3 separate regions of the Homo sapiens genome follow, and all the other regions are linked to region 2. The links are chromatin contacts, found by Hi-C or POLR2A ChIA-PET in ENCODE. All regions are on one chromosome and are shown on one strand. The core of a region is the stretch at or near the end of the contact, and the rest is flanking DNA. Distances in the headings are between cores, read along the strand shown.

Region 1 (2,834 bases), core at 48-2,547, 210 kb after region 2:
GAGGGCATGCTCTGGTCCCAGAAGCTTTTTTGTTTCAGCCCCATAGTAACTAGGCAAATCTGCAAGCGCATGTCTTTCATGACGTGTTCTTTGTTGACCATTTTCTTTCCCCTACTGGATTGTAAGTACCTTTGAAGACAGGCTGTGCATTATACAGTGTGTGGATTGTTCTAGGTGAACAATAAAGCCTGCTAAACAGAATTTTTGGTGACATGTCCTTTCTAGGCCTGGCAACGACACCCAGGGCCTACTTCTTTCAAGGTGGTGAAGGCCTATTAACATAAGCCCAAGATTCACAGGGCCTCAGCATCCTTGACCTCTGCGCCTTTATGGAGTGAGAGTTAAATAGTAGCCCGGGACGGGTGGGTTAGTTACTGGTCAAAGTCAATCCTCCAAGTCAACTTGGCCTGGACTAAAGTAACCAAACCCATGCAGAAAACTTGCAATTTAAAAATTCATCTTCCCTTTCTTCCTAGAAAGGACTGGGCAGAAATGCAGGCTCCAGGGTGGGAGTGGGGCTGCGACGGGAGGAGGCAGCGAAGTTCATTAGCCCCCTCATTTGGGGCAATAGGAATCCGTGTGGTGACAAACAATTGTCCTGGAGGATTTAGGGGGATTTGGCCAAGTGTCCCTGTGGGCCCCCAGCCTCCTCCTAATCCCGTCCACATTTCAGACTACTTAGGATCGCATTAAATGTCAAAGCCGGCGTTTAGGGAAATATCTACATTTCGTATGCATCGCTCGGATGAAAAGAAAAGCTGAAACGAACCTCGGAGCTTTTGGCGCGAGAGGCGCTCTGTGTGGTCCCGAGTGTGAATGGGAAGAGGGGGGCGGCGCCCCGGGGGCCTCCCCGCCCAGGAATGCAGGCCTTTCACATGTAGAAAATGCTAATGCTTTGTTCCTGCCTCGGCCTCCCGGAGGCGCAGAGGCGCCCGGCCGGATTGTCCCGGCGCATTTGCATGTGAGCGGCCCCAGATCCCCGTCCCCACCCTCGGCCCTCCCCCACCCCAGCACGGCTGGCCGGGGACTTCTGTCCTCGGGCCGGGGCCGCCTTCAAACGTCCTCTGCCGTCATTTATTTCATCCCGGTTAAAGCCACAAATAGCTACTTTCTGAATGGATAGCCTTTCCCCTGGGGAGCCGGGCAGGTGAACATTTTTTACTCCATACTTGAGACACTTGACAAAGAGAGTTGTATCTGGAACAACCTCTGTTCCAGCGAGGAAGGGCACGGCGTTGGCTGAGCCATGCCCCACTACAGCGTCACATTTATGTCCTGTGGCGAACACGCTGTGTTTGGCGTGACACTAGGGGCTCCAAACTACCCATTACGTGGTTCGTCTTCAGTGGCATCCAAGCGACCGCAGGTGGCGGGGCCGAAGGGGTAAGGGTATTTCATGCACGTTTTACGGAAGAAGACACAACCCAGAGTTGAGGGGCCACCGGGGTCCCTCTCTTGAGCACAGGCGCCCGGAGCGCAAATGCGCGGACTGACCCAGCGGCCGGCGCGGCGGCGCCGGGCGGACTTAATCGCGGGCGCAGCGCGAGGCTCGGGACCCAGAGCACCACCTACCGGCGGCACGGTCGGCGCAGCAGGCCCCAGAAGGGCGGGGAACGCTGTCAAGCCCAGGGGCACTTCGGCGAGGAGCCCCACCCGCCCTCCAGCTGACCCTCAGCTGTGGCCCACATCCGGGGCCCAGAGCGCCGCGGAAACGCCGAAGCCCGGCCGGCAGGTACCCGCACGTCTCCTTCTGCCACCGCGGAGCTTGCTTCATTAACTCCGTTTCATGTGACTTATTTTATTTCTTTTATTTTTATTTATTTCATTTTATTTTATTTCACTTATTTCACTTCAATATTTTATTTGGTTTATGGTTTTACTTCATTAATTTTACTTCATTAATTCTGTTTTCCCCATTATTTAATTTTATTCTGTCTCAGTATTTAATTATTTGTTTCACTACTTTATTTGTGAGTGAAGGGAAAGGGCGGATACCTTTTTTGTCTTATTTTTCGTTGTTGTTATTGTTGTTGTTGTTGTTTTTTGAGACAGAGTCTCGCTTTGTCGCCCAGGCTGGAGTGTAGTGGCGCGATCTTGGCTCACTGCAACCTCTGCCTCCTGGGTTCAAGCGATTCTCCTGCCTCAGCCTCCTGAGTACCTGGGATTACAGTCGTGCGCCACTACACCTAGCTAATTTTTGTGTTTTTAGTGGAGACGGAGTTTCCACCATGTTGGCCAGGCTGGTCTCGAACTCCTGACCTCAGGTGACCCACCCTCCTCGGCCTCCCAAAGTGCTGGGATTACAGGCCTAAACCACTGCGCCCTGCCGGCCTCAATCATATTTTTTTAAACCCCTTCCAGCTGCCTGCTCTAGGCAAGATAACTTGCCCAGTGTACAGGGCAGAAAAGAGGAGATGACAACATAGTCCTAGGCTCAAGAGCCCCAAGCCAAACTGACAAACAACAAAGACCCAATAATTCAAACCAGGCTCCATGGAGGAGGTGTCATTTCAGGTGGGCAGATACAAAGGGATAGGAAGCTGCTTCATGTGCCTGGATAATAGGGGCCGTGCCTGAATAATAGGGGCCATGTTCCATATCAATACAAGGAAGAGTTCCGTCACACTGTGGAGAGTCTCTTGTGCTGGAGCGAGCTGTCTGCAATTTGAGTTAGGCCAGGAAAGTCTCAGGCCTGGGCCCTGATGGTTCTGTGGTTTCCATGGGAGGGCCTTCAAGGTTGTGACATCCGCTCCCCATACAGTATGATGTGTGTTATGTATTATTTTGAGGATAGGGGAAGATGATTCCCTATTTATTTGCTATCAGTTCTCTAG
Region 2 (2,844 bases), core at 258-2,757:
TTAAAAAAGTAATTTTTTCTATGTAAACATTCATATTTAACCACGCAGCCTATCAAGTAGTATTTGACTTCTTGTTTCCTGTTTTTAGATGGATATAACCAAAACAACAACAACAACAACAAAAAACTCTGGTATTGAGCCGACACCAAATACCAAAGTTTTTAAATTTAATCATCGTATAAGCCAAACTTCAGTTATCTCGCATGTAAAGAGCTATATAGAGAAATTTCTCCTATAAATGATTCAGGAGCTAAGCCTAGAAAAATGCGAATCTGCGAACTATTCTCCCTCAGTCCTCTATCCCCACCCCCAGAGTCACTAAAGAAACAGAATACACAACTTCCAGAGAGCCGAGGAGATACAGAACAATCAGGAGAACTGACACTGGACCGTTTCTCCTTATTACATCCATTTGGCTGAAAAGACTTAACTAGAAAGTTGTGTTCTACTGCCCTTTACAAATTTCAGAATTATATGTGACAGTTAAGGTAGCTGCAACACGAGCACATTGTACCAGAGAACGCTGAATCAAGAACATTTATCGCCAGGTCTTAGTTCTAGCTTCTGTCAATTATACAAAGAGTCAGCTATTAAATATTAATGGCATGCCATTTGCGCTGCAGCTCTCGCAAAGAGCCTCCTGCTACCAATTTTTGTGATGAAAGAAAACCTGTCATTTTCTAGATAAACCCCAGGCCACGAGAATCCCTCAGATGAGCGATCGAATTCTGTCCTTCCCAGGGGAAGCTGTCAGGGCCACCCCCATATACCGGGGAGGAGGAGGAGGAACCTGAGGGAGGGCGGGTCCCCGCAGGTCCTGGGTCAAGGGTCTCGTGTTCCCCTTCTCTCCCAGCCATCCGCGACAGGTCGGGAGGCGAGGCGGGGCGGGGCTGGGCCGGCTGTCCGCACAAAGAGAGCCAGCGAGCTAGCCCGCGGACCAGGTACCCCGGGCCGCTGGGGGCCGGGCGGGGCGGGGCGAGGCAGGGAACACTTACCCAGCAGTAGCACGTTCTTCCCCGCAGGGAGCTTGGAGCGCGAGCGGGTGGAGACCTCGCTGAGGATGCAGGACCTAACGGGAAGCAAGGCGTACGGTGAGGCCGGAGGCCGGAGCCGCAGCGCGGGAGGGACGGACCCGGCCTCGGCGCGCCGGGGATGGGGCTGCCGGGAACGCAGTGGCCGGGCCCGGCGCCGAGCTCCAGCGGGCACGGGATCCCGAGGCGTCCGCGCAAGGCCGGGGGAGCCAGCGGGGGCTGAGGGAGAGGTGGAGTCGTTACCAAAGGTTCTGCCCGTCCTCGTCGTCGCCTGCCGCGGCGCCACCGTTGCCCGACGCTATCTCGTTGCCCAAGGGGCCGCCAGTGTAAGTCGAGGATAATCCCGGCGGAGAAGAACCGAAGGAGCCGACTCGCCCCACGGCCGCCATCTTGGTCGGGAATCACACCACTCCCGGCAAGACTAAATGTGCGAGGCGGCTGAGGCGGTGGCGGTGGAGGCGGCGGGAACCCGGATATGGGGCGTTCAGCGCACGGGAGCGGGGCGGGGCCTGCGGGGGCGGGGCCCCGGGCCGGGCCAGGACTGATGGAGCGAGCGAGAACGGACTGCGCGTGCGTGGCTGCCTGGCCGGCGCTGAGGGGCTGAGCGTACGCGGGCGGCGGGGTGGGCCGCTATGCTGCAACTGAAGCCCAGTGATCTGACAGTATGGAAGTGCTTTCCTTCCGCTCATCCGCGGCCCTGGGCTGCGGCAGGGGGGTTGGGTGTGTCAGGTGAAAAGTGCTCCCTCCCACCCTTCAGACAGGTCCCCAAACCCTGCGGCCTGCGCGGAATTCCTGCATTGTCATTGCCGGCCCACCCACTGTTCAGGCTGAGAGCGGTCCCCCGCCCAAACCGGCGCTTCGCCGGCGCCAAGATAGAAATGGGTCGCCCGGCTGGTAAAGAGGCTGCCCTGCAACCCTGGGCTGGAGTATTGCTGTGGTCCTGGATTTCTGGACTTTATTTGCGTTCTCAAGTGGCGAAGTGTTCCTCAACCTGGACCCACATCAGAAGCAGGTTCTCCGAGCCCCTAAGCAGCGGCGTGACAAAGTAATTGTTTACCCTGGAAATAGACTGTTATTTTTTAAAAATTATTGTCAGGGCTTGCTTTAATGTTCTTAATGTTTTTGTATGAGATCCTCCATGTGAGATTTGAAAAGATCCACTATGCGGGTCATCTAACCGGTCACTAGACATTGATTCCACACTTACTACGTCGAGCACAGTTGACACTGGGAATACATGGATGGACTTATACTAGCCCTAAAATAACTCCTTTTCTATTAGAACTTTACTAGGTAAAGGTATTTGAATGTCTGAACTCCATGTTTAGAAGGAGTCATTGGTTTTAAGGCTCTGTCCTAGTACACCTGTAAGAGCATTTGCTTAAAATTGCCTGGCCTTTGTATGTTATCTCTGTCACTTCATATTTGAAAATCACTTGCTAGAATATGGCCTGATCAATGCTGTTATGCTAGTGAGAAAATCCACAACTAAAGACTATTTGCTATATATTAGCATTACGGTTAGAAGTCTGGAAGCCTTTGGAGGCTGGCAAATCTGAGTTCAGGTCTAGCTCTTCGAGTTTACTGGCTGTGTAACCTTAGGCAATTTACTTAACCTCCGTGAGTCTCAGTTTCCTTATCTGTCAAATGAGGATAAAAGAACTTAGAGTTGTTATTGAGATTAAACGGGATGATTCATGTAAAATGGCTTAGAATAACGACTGGCAAATCTTAAGCGCTTACCACATGTTAATTGTTATCAATGACTTTCTTTACCTTTCACACCATTAATATCTGACCAACCTCTAGAAGT
Region 3 (2,902 bases), core at 193-2,692, 250 kb after region 2:
AGCCCCCTCCCAGCACTCGGGCGGAAGTGAGTTTGCTCCTTTGGAGATTAAAAGGATTCCGAATTCCGATCAGTCCCAATAACCGGCGTACTGAAGAGAAGAGGAGGAGGAGGAGGAGGCAGAGGCGGCAAAGCAGAGAAAGAGGGGGCGCGCGCGCGCGCACGCAACCCGAACTGGGGGAGTTGTGCAAAGCCCCAGGAGGCCGGGGCACGGCGGGAGCAAAGCTCGGTAGGCGCAGCGCGGCCGAGGCCACCCGCGTCCGGATCGGCGACTCCTTTCAGAAAGAAGATGACGCGGGCGCGAGCCGGCGGCGTTGGCCACGCGGCTCCCGAGCTCGCCGCGCGGGGCTGTTGCCGGTTCCACTGATTCCAGCGCGCCCGAGAGGAGCCTCCATCCCCGAGGCTCGGGATCGGAGGGGGGACCAAGGCGAGGGCGAAATGGCCCGATGACAAAGGAAATGTGATCCCCCTTCTCTGCCAAGGTTTCAGAGAGGACGGACGTGAGGAGGAGGAGGGGCGCAGGGCGCGCGCGGAGCTCGGATAGCATTGCACGACGGCCCGCGCGGAGCGGGTACATCTAATATCTTCCTGCCGATGAATAATTCAGGGCGGCCCGCGGGGACCTGCGGCCCCGCGCGCTAAGCCGAAGGGGAAGGAGCGTGCGTGAGGCGCCCAGGCCAGGCGAGGCGGGGGCACGAGGGCTCCGGGCCGCGTGGGGCGCGCGTGCGTGTTAAGCGCGGGCAGCCGCGGCCCGGCTGGGCAGGCGCGCGGAAGACTCGAGGCGCGTGGGACGCGCGTGCGTACTGCACGCGTGCGGCCGCGGCTGGGCCACCACGAGCTGCAGCTGCTGCGGGGCCCACCGCCCTGCAGGGGAGGCCGTGCCTGGCTGTGCGCAAGCCCCAAGCGCAGCACGCCGGGCCACCCAGGAGCCCCTGGCCGCCGCGTCATGCGGCGGGGCAGCCGACGTCGCGCGGGGAGACACCGGCTTGGCGACGCACCGCTCCCGCCTTTACTAGTTTGGGGCTCCTTCCCCTCCCAAGAACAGACTAAATCCGTTTAAAGAAAAGCAACGCACCAAATACTCGTGGAACCAAATTCTGCTCTCGCCGGGACTGGGACTGCACAGCGAACTCTCCTTTTGGGAACTCCTTTCGTCTATCGCGAAGGGAAGCCTCAGCTGCTCCAGGGAGTCTTCCGACCTCCCTGCCCCCGCTCGCCCCTCGCCTGTCGGGGCTTGTTCCGGCGTTCCCTCTTCGGAAGGCACGCGGCCCCCAAGTTATCCGGAGGAATCTGTGTCGCCGCTGGATAGTGGCATTTAATGCCTGCAGTGTCGGGGGTGGCAGCGCTCGGGCCGGACGTGGCGAGGCCAAGCGGGCAGCGCTGCTCTGGTGCCGGCTCCCGGATTGCAGGCCTAATCGATGCATTTTTCTGAGTGAGTCGGTGACTCCCCCACCCACCTCGTCCGCTCTCTCCTCCTCCTCCTCCTCTTCCTCTCTGGTCTCCTCCCTCCTCCGGGCTGGGTTGCAAATGGCTTCGTTCCCCGAGACCGATTTCCAGATCTGCTTGCTGTGCAAGGAGATGTGCGGCTCGCCGGCGCCGCTCTCCTCCAACTCGTCCGCGTCGTCGTCCTCCTCGCAGACGTCCACGTCGTCGGGGGGCGGCGGCGGGGGCCCTGGGGCGGCGGCGCGCCGCCTACACGTCCTGCCCTGCCTGCACGCCTTCTGCCGCCCCTGCCTCGAGGCGCACCGGCTGCCGGCGGCGGGCGGCGGCGCGGCGGGAGAGCCGCTCAAGCTGCGCTGCCCCGTGTGCGACCAGAAAGTAGTGCTAGCCGAGGCGGCGGGTATGGACGCGCTGCCTTCGTCCGCCTTCCTGCTTAGCAACCTGCTCGACGCGGTGGTGGCCACTGCCGACGAGCCGCCGCCCAAGAACGGGCGCGCCGGCGCTCCGGCGGGAGCGGGCGGCCACAGCAACCACCGGCACCACGCTCACCACGCGCACCCGCGCGCGTCCGCCTCCGCGCCGCCACTCCCGCAGGCGCCGCAGCCGCCCGCGCCTTCCCGCTCGGCACCCGGCGGCCCTGCCGCTTCCCCGTCGGCGCTGCTGCTCCGCCGTCCTCACGGCTGCAGCTCGTGCGATGAGGGCAACGCAGCTTCTTCGCGCTGCCTCGACTGCCAGGAGCACCTGTGCGACAACTGCGTCCGAGCGCACCAGCGCGTGCGCCTCACCAAGGACCACTACATCGAGCGCGGCCCGCCGGGTCCCGGTGCCGCAGCAGCGGCGCAGCAGCTCGGGCTCGGGCCGCCCTTTCCCGGCCCGCCCTTCTCCATCCTCTCAGTGTTTCCCGAGCGCCTCGGCTTCTGCCAGCACCACGACGACGAGGTGAGTGCGTGGGGGCGTGTGTTTGTGTCCATCGGATAACTGCGTGTGTGCTCAACAGCGTTTCCCGGCCGGTCCCACAGCGAGGGGAGGAGGCCCTCTCCGGATTTGGTTTGTATTTCCTTTGGCTACGTGGCAGTCCTTGCTACCAAAGTAGATCATGACCTGGGAAGTATGTGGAAGTGGATTCTGTGTACGTGTCGCGAGGGGCTCCGAAAAATCCCATAGCGTGGGGTCCTCCCTTTTCTGATTTTAATTTCTGTGTGGCAAAACGCGGCAATCGTCTTGAGTTAGGCGTGAGTTGGGAGGAGATAGGTGTGTGTGTTTGTGTAGACGTGGCCTGCTCCTGCTCTTGTGGGCACACCAGAGGCCTCCCAACGTGCTGAGAAGGCGCTCCTTTATTTTCAGATTTTTGTTTGGAAAACTCATAGATTGTTGCCTTTAAAATGGGGCGTGAGCCCGGAAGAGATGGTTGTGTGGGTGAGTGCGTGGAGTTTGTGTGCCTCCGTAGACCTGGTTTCCACGTG

The links. A loop is a pair of places that touch in the nucleus more often than their neighbours do. ChIA-PET counts read pairs that join two places held with the same protein, here RNA polymerase II (POLR2A). Pooled maps may share reads with other maps.
Region 1: a map with no recorded cell type shows a loop between it and region 2 (11-fold over the local background). The contact joins the enhancer-like site here to the promoter of DYNC1LI1 in region 2. A Hi-C loop is called at or near these places in 6 of 37 single-sample maps with no recorded cell type and 9 of 50 pooled maps. POLR2A ChIA-PET finds 5 or more read pairs at or near these places in 3 of 52 experiments (H1 and WTC11).
Region 3: a map of HepG2 shows a loop between it and region 2 (23-fold over the local background). The contact joins the promoter of TRIM71 here to the promoter of DYNC1LI1 in region 2. A Hi-C loop is called at or near these places in 1 of 168 maps with a recorded cell type or tissue (HepG2), 1 of 37 single-sample maps with no recorded cell type and 3 of 50 pooled maps. POLR2A ChIA-PET finds 5 or more read pairs at or near these places in 1 of 52 experiments (WTC11).

Annotation. Positions count from the first base shown.
Region 1 is chr3:32,780,079-32,782,912 of GRCh38, forward strand. No RefSeq gene overlaps it. Among named protein-coding and RNA genes, the nearest start is that of TRIM71, 37 kb to the right of the region's middle. RefSeq lists enhancers at 1-496, 497-1,218, 1,203-1,282, 1,219-1,938, 1,703-1,782 and a silencer at 1,523-1,602. Within about 2 kb of position 1,298, at least 10 of the 41 ENCODE cell types and tissues checked have a DNase peak (open chromatin) inside an H3K27ac peak, as active enhancers do.
Region 2 is chr3:32,569,351-32,572,194 of GRCh38, forward strand. DYNC1LI1 (dynein cytoplasmic 1 light intermediate chain 1) reads right to left here and starts at 1,508. Exons shown (of 13, transcript NM_016141.4): 1 at 1,275-1,508; 2 at 996-1,069. The coding sequence starts at 1,420. RefSeq lists an enhancer at 716-1,501 and silencers at 776-1,265, 1,446-1,705.
Region 3 is chr3:32,816,555-32,819,456 of GRCh38, forward strand. It overlaps TRIM71 (tripartite motif containing 71), which reads left to right and starts at 1,443. Exons shown (of 4, transcript NM_001039111.3): 1 at 1,443-2,378. The coding sequence starts at 1,527. RefSeq lists an enhancer at 1,903-2,484.